2 separate regions of the Homo sapiens genome follow, and region 2 is linked to region 1. A link is an interaction called in ENCODE POLR2A ChIA-PET data of the cell type or tissue named here. Cell type or tissue: MCF 10A. All regions are shown on one strand. Each heading gives the region's core, and the rest is flanking DNA. Links, peaks and the distances in the headings are about the cores only.

Region 1 (5,380 bases), core at 216-5,215:
AGAACAATAGAAAACTTAAAAATTTAATGGCTGACTTAATTCCTAACATATAAATAATTCCATTAAATATAAATTTACCCAAGCATACCAATTAAAATACAGAGATTGACAGAGAGGATTTAAAACATGACCCAACTATATGCTATCTACACAGAACTCATTTCAAATGTAACAATATAGGTAAATTGAAAGTTAAAAGATGGCTAGGCGTGGTGGCTCACACCTGTAATCCTGGCCATTTGGGAGGCTGAGGCAGGAGGATCACTTGAGCCCAGGAGTTTGATGCTGCAGGGAGCTATGATTGTGCCACTGCACTCTAGCTTGGGTGACAGAGTGAGACCCTGTCTCTAAATAAAAATTTAAATTTAAATTTAAAAATTAAAAAGATCAGTTTTACACCACAAACATAAATCAAAAGAAAGCGAGAGTGGCTATATTGATGTCAGACAACGCGACTTCAGAGCAAAGAAAATTACCAAGGCCATTCTACAATGATAAAATGGTCAATCCACCAAGAAGGCATAGCAATCCTAAATGTGTATGCACAAAACAACAGAGCTGCAACATATGTGAAGCCAAACTTGATCAAATTGAAAAGAGAAATAGACAAATGCATTATTGTAGTTGGAGAATTCATTTTTCTCTCAGCAATTGATAGAGCAACCAGACAGAAAATCAGCAAAGATATAGAAGACACCAACAATACCATCAAACAACAGAATCCAGCTGACATTTATAGAACACTCCACCCAAAAATAGCAGAAACCACATTCTTTTCAAGCACCCAGGGAACATATATCAAGATAGGCCATATCCTGGACCATAAAATACACCTCAACAAATGTAGAAGAATTGAATCATACTGTGTTTTCTGACCACATGGAACAAATAACAGAAAGGTAACAGGAAAATCTCCAAACACTTGGAAATAAAACAATACACTTTAATCCTTGGGTTAAAGAGGAGGCTCATGGGAAATTAAAAAAAATACAGTGAACTAAATGAAAATGAAAATACGACGTACCAAAATGTGTGGGACACACTTAAAACAGTGTTAAGGGGGAATTTGTGAAACTAAATGTTTACATTAGAAATGAGGAAAAAACTCAAATCAATAATCTAATCTCCCATCTCAAGAAACTAGAAAAAGAAGAGCAAAATAAACCCAAATTCAGCAGAAATCAGGAAATAATAAGAGCAGAAATCAATGAAAGTAAAAACAGAAAACAATATAGAAAAGCAATAAAACAAAAAGTTGATTCCTTGACAAGATCAATAAGATGGACAAACCTCTAGCAAGACTGACAAAAGAAAAAAGAAAGAAAACACAAGTTACGAATTTCAGGAAAGAAACAGGTATCTGTTGTTATCACTGAACACCCCAAAGACATTAAAAAAAGAATAAGATAATACTACCAACGCTACACACATACATTTAACAACTTCAATGAAATTGACAAATTCCTCAACAACCGCAAACAAGCACAATTTGCCCAATATGAAGTGAATAATTTGAGTAGCCCTTTCACTCTAAGGAAAATTGAATTCAAATTTTTAAGACTATTAAAATGAAAGAAGAAATCTTCAACCCTGATGATTTCACTGGCGAATTATACCAAATGTTTAAAGAAAAATTAACACCAGTTCTACACAATCTCTTCCAGAAAATAGAAGAAGAAAGCATGTTTCCTAATTCATTTTATGTAGCCAATATTACTCTAATACCAAAACAAGGCAAAGTACAAAAAAGAAAACCATAGTCCAATATCCCCAATGAATACAGATGAAAATGTCCTTAACAAAATATTAACTAATAGAATTCAGCAATATACTAAAATACACACATATACACATTATGTATAATAAACATATTAAAGAGAGAGATTATAACCAGATGAGGCTTATTCCAGGTATTAATGGCTTGTTCAGTATTAAAAATAAATCACTGTAACTCATCATATCAATAGGCTAAAGAAGAATTATATCTGCTGGGCGCGGTGGCTCACGCCTGTAATCCCAGCACTTTAGGAGGCCGAGGCAGGCAGATCATGAGGTCAGGAGATCGAAACCATCCTGGCTAACACTGTGAAACCCGGTCTCTACTAAAAAAAAAAATACAAAACATTAGCCAGGCGTGGTGGTGGGCACCTGTAGTCCCAGCTACTCGGGAGGCTGAGGCAGGAGAATGGCATGAACCCGGGAGGTGGAGCTTGCAGTGAGCCAAGATCGCACCACTGCACTCCAGCCTGGGTGACAGAGCGAGACTCCGTCTCACCAAAAAAAAAAAAAAAAAAAAAAAAAAAAGCATAAAACTATAAAACTTTTAGAAGAAAACATAAAAATCATCAGGACCTAGGGCTTAGTGAAGAGTTCTTATACATGACACCTGTTCCATGAAAGGGCCGCACATGCAAAGCAGTCCTCAAATGCCAAAGAAGCCAAGAAACCAAAGAAGGAGGCAGGCAAATCCCATTTGTCAGTATAAGGTGGCTTATTAGGGGCAACTTATAGACAGAAGTCTGGTCTTGGGCCACCACAAGACAGGTAGATCTCTACACCACACCTCCCCAGGCAGGGGGCTTACATCTTGGGGGAAAAGTATACGTGCTCTGAAAGGAATGTGTAGTTGGCTATGAGTGTCACAGCCTATGACTTCTGCAACAGCATCAAGAGCTGTTTTGGAGGAAACTTACAATCATTAGGTGTTTCCACATAAAGAGTAATACATCAGCTAGACATGTTGGAGGCATTCCCGGACTTGTGGTTAGTCACTGGATTAGCATTTAAAATAAAGCCTCTCTTGTCCCCACAACATCGAAATCAATAAATTGGAATTCATCAAAATGAATAAACTTTTCTCTACAAAAGGCCCTCTTAAGAAGATAAAAACACAAGCTACACCTAGGAAAAAATATTTGCAGACCACGTATCTGACAAAGGATGTGTATCAGAATATAGAAAGACTCTCGAAACTCAACAGTTAAAAAAAAACCAAATAATCTAATTAGAAAATAGGCAAGAGATATGAGGAGATATTTTATCGAAGAGGCTATACAATGGCAAATAAGCACATGAAAAGATCCTCGACATCATTAGTCTTTAGGAAAATGCAAATTAAGACCATGATGATATATCCCTACACACCTATTAGAAGAGCTAAAAATTAAAAATAGTGAACATATCGAATACTTGAGAGGATGTGAAGGAACTGAATCTCTCACCCATTACTAGTGAAAATATAAAATGATAGAGCCACTCCGGATAATGGTTGAGCAGTTTCTTTAAAAACTAAACATAAAGTGACCATACAGCCCAGCAATGCACTTGTGGGCATTTATCCCAGAGAAATAGGGCTATGGCCACACAAGTACCAGAATGGAAACAACCAAAATGTTTTACAATAAGTGAATGATTGAACAAACTGTGGTATATTTACACCAGAGATTACCACCCAAAATTAAACTATTGACACATGCATCAACCTGGATGGATCTCAAGGGCACGAATCTGAGTGGGGAAAAGAAAATCACGAAAGGTCACATACTGTATGCTTCGATTTATATAACATTCTCAAAATGACAAAACTATGGAGAACGCATTAGTGGTTACCAGTGCTTAGGGATGGTGGGGAGAGAGGAGGGTGAGACTGAAGGAGTTGCAAGAGAGAGATCTTGATGGTGATGGAACAGTTCTGGATCTTGGCAGGGTGGTGGTTACACAAACCTGCACAAGTGATAAAATAACATAGAACTATACACACATTGTATCAATGTCACTTCCCAGTTTGGGTGTTATATTATAGTTAATTAAGATGTAATCTTTGAAGGAAACAGGGTGAGGGGTTCATGGGTCCTCTCTGTACTATCTTTGCAATTCTGTGAATTTCTAACAATTTCAAAATTTAAAGTTTTTTTTTAAATCAATACATGAACATTCACAGTGGTGACAGCCTCGGTTGGGTTTGAAGACTGGGTTGGGTTTGAAGTTCTGGATTGAGAAAGGAGTAAGCCTATTTTGGTATGTGGGGAGAAGGGGAAAGGAATCAGAACAGACATAAGTTTTGGCTGTGGGTTGCAAACACTTCTTCCTTCTTGATGGCAGGAAGTCTCAGGCAGGCTGCAAAGACCTGGAAGCTGAAGACTCCAAGGGGGAGCAGAACTGCTGCGACCGCTTACACTGCAGTTCCTGGACCCTAGGGGCCTCCCTACCCCACTGTGGGATTCTCTCTATCCAGAACACAGCTGGTGCCCTGGGGTCATGACACCCCAGAAACTCATCTGTTCTGGTCTTTGGCAAGTCTGCAGACCAACTTTGACCAATAGAGAACTAAGGCAGCAAGTTTTCCAGTGTCATACAGATAGACAATTGCATCAGAATAGAGACACGTGACTTCTGAATGCGGACTGGAGGAGATGAGGATGGAGGGCTGGGAGGATAGTAAGAGAGGGAGCAGGGAGACCAGTTACGGGCCACTGAAGTAGTCAAGGTGTCAGACAAGAGCTTTGAGACAAGAGGACTCGTCTTAGAGATAGATTGCATGAGGGCCATGAGGGTAAGGGAGGTGTCCAAGCTGACCTCAGCCTTCTGGCTTGTCCACTGGTTGGATGGGGTCACCATTTTATTGTAATGGCGGATACTGGTTGCAGAGAACTGAGTGTTGGAGGACCATGAATGAGTTCCATTTCAGATCTGCTCAGCTTGCTGTCCCTGGGAGACAACCACAGGAGTTGTTTAGGAGACACCGGGCTACTTCAGCCTGGAGCTCCAGGAGGAGGTCTGCATTGGTCGTTGGGACAATAGGACCAGGCAAGTACATGGAAAGAATGTCAAATTCCATCAGGCATAAAAAGAACAGTTGAACTCAGGTGGTAAAGGGGCAAGAAGGGAGGAGTGGTTTACAAAATTCCAAAACAGATGATCAAGTCAGAGAGAGGTAGTCAAATAATTGAGCATGGGGGTTGTTAAAGTGACATTGGTTCTTGCTGTCACATTGACAGATTAGAGAGGAAGTTGAGAGTCAAAGCCATCCGCTGAAAACATACAGTTAGTAAAAAGTGCGTGGCTCCCAGGCAGTTGGGTGACTTTCCACAGCTTCTCACCTTCCCAGCCAGATTGTGCCTCACCCCCAATCCCAGAGCCTCCTTTATAGAAATTCTGGAGCTGTAGTGCCTCTTCTCACATCCAGCAGGGAACCATGACTCAGGGCTGGGCAAACTGGCACAAAAACCCTTTGGTTCATCCAAGCCAGCTGTCCCTGGGTCCCAAGTCTCTTTTGCGGATCCATTTGCATGCAATTTGCACTTTGCTACAAACCTTGGCTTCCCCTTTAAAGGGCCAGTGCCTCTCTTTCCCATCTCATCCTCATCTCTTAACCAGTCAC
Region 2 (5,380 bases), core at 286-5,285, 51 kb after region 1:
ATATGATAATTGCATAGAATTAAATACATGCATACACACAAGTCCTATAAAACTAGGGAAAATGGAATAAGATTGACGTTATCAGTGTCAATCTCCTGGCTATGATACTATGGTATAGTTATGCAAGATGTTACCATTGGGGGAAACTGGGTGAAGGCTATACAGAATTGTTCTGTATTATTTCTTATAACTTCATGTGAATCTACCATTGTCTCAAAATTAAAAGTAAATTTTAAAGAAAGTTCATTAGAAAGAAACCTAGAGGAATATAGGTGTAGACAATATAACGGATTTGAAAGAATGCATTTGAGAGCAAGCATTCACCCACATATACAGAATAAATCCCCAAACTCAGTAGTAAGGAGAGTCACATGATGGTGGATGTCTAAGGAAAAGAGCTTGGGCCGGGTGTGGTGGCTCATGCCTGTAATCCCAGCAGCACTTTGGGAGGCTGAGGTGGGCAGATAACTTGAGGTCAGGAGTTTGAGACCAGCCTGACTAACATGGTGAAATCCCCATCTCTACAAAAAAATACAAAAAGTAGCCAGGCATGGTAGTGGACACCTGTAATCCCAGCTACTCAGGAGGCTGAAGCAGGAGAATTGCTTGAACCTGGGAGGCAGAGGTTGCAGTGAGTCAAGATTGTGCTACTGCGCTCCAGCCTGGGCAACTCTGTCTTGAAAAGAAGGAAGGGAGGGAGGGAGGGAGGAAGGGAGGAGGAAGGAAGGGAGGAGGAAGGAGGGAGGGAGGGAGAGAGGGAGGGGAGGGGAGGAAGGGAAAGACAGAAGAAGAGAGAAAGACAGAGAGATGAGAGAGGGAGAAGGAAGGAAGGGAGGGAGGGAGGGAGGGAGGGGGAAAGAGAGAAGGAGAGAGATGAGAGAAAGAGAGAGGGAGAAGGAAGGAAGGAGAGAGAGAAAGAGAGGAAGGAAGGAAGGAAGGAAGGAAGGAAGGAAGGAAGGAAAGAAGGAAGAAACCCATTCAGGTTTGGGGGATGTAAGTACAGTGAGAACCCTGGATAGAGCTTAGGGTGGCAGTTAGACTCCCAAATAGAGATAGCTGTGTGCACATGAGGCAGGTTGAGACAGCCTTGCCAGGGCTGCCAAGAGCCAGCAAAGTGTGGAAGTAAAAGAATGAGTTGTGCACACCTGAGAATAACCCAAAAATAAAGAAGTGCCTTAGATAATCTACTAAGTTCCCCTGGCCCAGCACAGGACCTTGGAATACACTGGGCGTCAAGAGGCACACAGGAGCGGCAGCCAGCCCCCAAGGAATCACACAATCCTGGGTGTGGCTGGAGCCAGCGAGGATTTCTGTGAGCTGACTGCCAGAGACAGGATACAAAGAATACACTGTGAGCTGACTGCCAGAGACAGGATACAAAGAATACATCTCAGTGGTAAACTAAAAGCTTTACCACCATGCAATATATCCATGTAACAAAACTGCACTTGTACATTTTAGATGTATAAAAAATAAGTTAATCGCAGGGCGCAGTGGCTCATGCCTGTAATCCCAACACTTTGGGAAGCCGAGGTGGGTGGGTCACCTGAGATCAGGAGTTCGAGACCAGCCTGGCCAACATGGCGAAACCCCGTCTCTACTGAAAATACAAAAATTAGCCAGGCATGGTGGCATATGCCTGTAATCCCAGCTACTCGGGAGGCTGAGGCAGGAGAATTGCTTGAACCCAGGAGGCAAAGGTTGCTGTGAGCCAAGATCGCGCCACTGCGCTCCAGCCTGGGCAACAGAGCAAGACTCCATCTCAAAAAAAAAAAGTTAATTTAAATATTAAATTTTCTTTAAAGAAGCAAAGAGACCCAACTGATAACACAGATAAATTTAAAACATAACATTCTGGCTGGGCGCAGTGGCTCACGCATGTAATCCCAGCACTTTGGGAGGCCAAGGCAGGTGGATTGCATGAGCCCAGGAGTTTGAGACCAGCCTGGGCAACATGGCAAAACCCCATCTCTACAAAAAATAATACCAAAATTAGCCAGGCATGGTGGCGTGTGCCTCTGGTCCCAGCTACATGGGGATCCTTGAGCCCTGGAGGTCAAGGCTGCAGTGAGCCATAATTGTGCCACTGCTCTCCAACTTGGGCTACAGGGCAAGACCCTGCCTGGAAAAAAAAAAAAAAAAAAAAAAACAAAGACATAACTTTCTGAATAATAGAACCTAAACAAATCAATTATTCTCATTATTCACAAGTTGGATTTAGCTTCTGTTATATCCTTTGTCTTTGCTTGAATTGAGTTTTGTATTAATAATCGAGGGATTGAATATGGACTGTATGAGCTTGTGCTATTTAAACATTAAGTTTTACATGCAAAGCACCCTTGTAAACCATAAATACAGTGAAAATCTAAGATAAATGTTTTTAAAAGTGCTTTGCCCATCCTATATATGAAAAGTAGCCTTTAAAATTGGCCTATTGAGAAGAAATCCAGGACTTTTCTCTCTTTATCCAGCAGAATGAATTTAAGAATTTATAGTATATATTTGCTTCCCTTCACATACAACAATAAAAATATTTGGGTTGGGTTGGAAGCAGCTGACGCTGCCAGTGTCTTACACATCACCCTTGGCATTCGCCCCTGCACATGGAAAGCTGCTTAATGTGAACATCTGTTGCTTTCTGCCTGGGGGCTTTTATTTCTAGTCACAGGAACATGCTTGGTCTGTGCACAGGGCAAGCCAGAAGTGCTGGAGAGTGAAGGCCCTAAGAAGTAGCACTCAACCACTGATGGACAGGGAGTTGGTAGATAAAAATCCCAGCTTTTTCGCTCCTTGGGCTGGATAGAGCTGAGATGTGTGCTCTGCACTGGATCCCAGAGTCTCCAGCAGGGTGAGCTTGTTTCCCACAGTGGTAGCTTGCTTGCTGACATATCCTGTATTGGCTTCTTTCCCTTCCCTGTCTCACTCCGCTAACTGGTGCTTCCTGAGATCACCTCCCACATAAACTACTTGCACTTGAATTCTTGTCTTAGCATCTGCTTTGGGAGAGAACTGAAAACAAGATCAGTGGTAATTGCTGGTTAGTGCATAAAACTAAATGCACTGTGTTAAATGAAAGAAACCAGATCTGAAAGGCTTCATACTGTATGACTGCATTTATCTAACGTTCTAGAAAAGGTAAGACTATAGGGAGGGAGAAAAGGTCAGTGGTTGACAGGGTTAAGGGGGAGGCAAGAGGCTGACTGCAAAGGGGAGCTATGAGAGATTTTTGGGGGGTGATGCAACTGTTCTGTAGCATGACTGTGGAGGTAGTTACATGACTCTGCATTTTCAAAAGCCATATAACCGTATACAGTGCCATGAAGAATACATGTCACTAAGGCACAATAGCCTTAAAAATACATGTAATTCACTTAGCCTATCCTTGACATGTAGAGAGGATAATCCTGAGATCCAGGGAGGAAAAATGACATACCCAGATCTTATACCTACTTCAAGAGTAAGTCAGGACTAGAACCCAAGCCTCAACAGTATTAGGCCAGTCCTCTTTCCAACAGTATGTGGGATCTCTGTCCTTTATCTAATTTACCTCAAAAGTCTGTGCTTCTAACAAAAAGTGGCTATAAAGATGGCAATATGACAGTAGTCACTTTGGTGATGACAGTCTTTAACATATCTATCTCTTGAGTCTCTCTGCTCCAATCCTCCAAGTTTCATCATCTCAGCCTCATAGGGATTCCTCATCCCTCTCCCCTGTGTTGGATCTCCCATTTCCCACATGTTGTGTCTTTTTCTTTGGGTTACTCCCTTGGTTTGGTGGAGCACATCCTTAAATTACTTCCCAGAAAAGGAAACATGGGATGTGCATATCTGAAATTGTCTTCATTCCACTCATTTCTTGATTGTTTCACTGTATATAGAATTCTAGATTGGAAACAATTTTTCTTCAGAATTTTGAAGATATTACTCTAGTATTCTACCTTCCAGTGTTGCTGGAACAATTCCAGTGAAGAGAAGTCTGGAGCCATGCTGATTCTTAAGACTTAGTATATGACTTATTCTTTTATTTGTTCAAGCTTGTGGAATCATCTCTTTATCCTTAGGGCTGTGAAATTTCACAATTATGTGCCTTGGTTAAACTAGGCAAACGGTGAGCCCTTTTGACCTGGCAATTTATGTTTTTCAATTTGGGAAATTTTTCTTGAATTATCACATTGATGATTTCCTTCCCTCCTTTTCTGAAATGCTTGTTATTCAGATGTTAAACCTTTTGGACTATTCCCCCTACATTCCTCATCTTTTCTTTCCTGTTTTTCATTGTTTTGTCTTTCAGATCTATTTTCTGTGAGATATTCTAGACATTTTTCTCAAGCCATCCATTGAATTTTTCATTTCTGCTGTTGTGTGTATGTGTGTGTATGTGTGTGTGTTTATTTTAAAGCTTATTTTTTGTTTCTTGTCTCAAAATAGCATCTTATTCTTGTTTCATGGGTGTAATATCACCTCTTATTCTTTTTTTTTTTTTTTTTTTTTTTTTTTTTGCATCAGAAAGCCTTATTTCCATTTGGTCCAAGGCTTGTTAGGGTAGTTAAGAAAGCTGCCTATTGGCTGGAGGGAGAGGCTTAGGCAGAAGCCCTATTACTTTGCAAGGGGCCCTTCAGAAGTCGCTGGGCTCATAAGGCTCTTAGACGTGCTTGAGAGTGAGCCTTTCGAAGAGATACTCGCCCAGCCCAGCCTCTGGGCCTCCCAGCCTGTGGAGGTTCGTCAGGTGGTCACCCATCTTCTTGATGAGCTTCACTTCCTCATCTAGGAAGTGAGTCTCCAGGAAGTCACAGAGATGGGGGTCCATGTGGGCAGAATCCAGGGCATGAAGATCCAAAAGGGCCTGGTTCAGCTTTTTCTCCAGGGCCATGGCAGCTTTCATGGCATCTGGGGTTTTACCCCACTCATCTTCAGCTGGCTTCTTGATGTCCTGGAAGAGAGCGCGGCCGCCACGCTGGTTTTGCATCTTCAGGAGACGCTCGTAGCCCTCGCGCTTCTCCTCGGTCAATTCGCGGAAGAAGTGGCTCACGCCTTCCAGAGCCGCATCATCGCGGTCGAAATAGAAGCCCAGAGAGAGGTAGGTGTAGGAGGCCTGCAGGTACAAATTGACCAGGCTGTTGACGGCTGCCTCCACGTCGGTGGAATAATTTTGACGAATCTGGGAGCTCATGGTTGGTCGCCAAGAAGGAGCTAACGACAAAAACGGTGCTGGCAGGTCCCAGAAGCAGGAGATAGCCGAGAAGATGGTCCCGGAGGTTGCAAGTGGAGAGGAAATTGGAGGGCGGTCGGAGGCTGGAAGACCGTCCCCGGATCTGTTCCGTCCAAACACTGTTGAAGCAAGAGACAGACCCACTGGACCGCCGAACTGCCTATCACCTCT

The links. ChIA-PET counts read pairs that join two places held together with the same protein. Peaks named below come from ENCODE experiments on the same cell type or tissue, not always from the same donor. Only the 100,000 strongest peaks of a DNase experiment are listed, where the experiment ranks them.
Region 2: POLR2A ChIA-PET joins it to region 1 with 7 read pairs; 20 of 35 experiments call an interaction of 5 or more read pairs at or near these places.

Annotation. Positions count from the first base shown.
Region 1 is chr20:4,074,173-4,079,552 of GRCh38, reverse strand. No RefSeq gene overlaps it. Among named protein-coding and RNA genes, the nearest start is that of RNF24, 61 kb to the right of the region's middle. RefSeq lists enhancers at 4,197-4,491, 3,905-5,104. In MCF 10A, for the core only: no CTCF peak of the experiment used is centred there; a DNase peak (open chromatin) is centred at 2,712.
Region 2 is chr20:4,023,707-4,029,086 of GRCh38, reverse strand. It overlaps the pseudogene FTLP3. Among named protein-coding and RNA genes, the nearest start is that of RNF24, 11 kb to the right of the region's middle. In MCF 10A, for the core only: a CTCF peak has its summit at 2,922; a DNase peak (open chromatin) is centred at 2,626.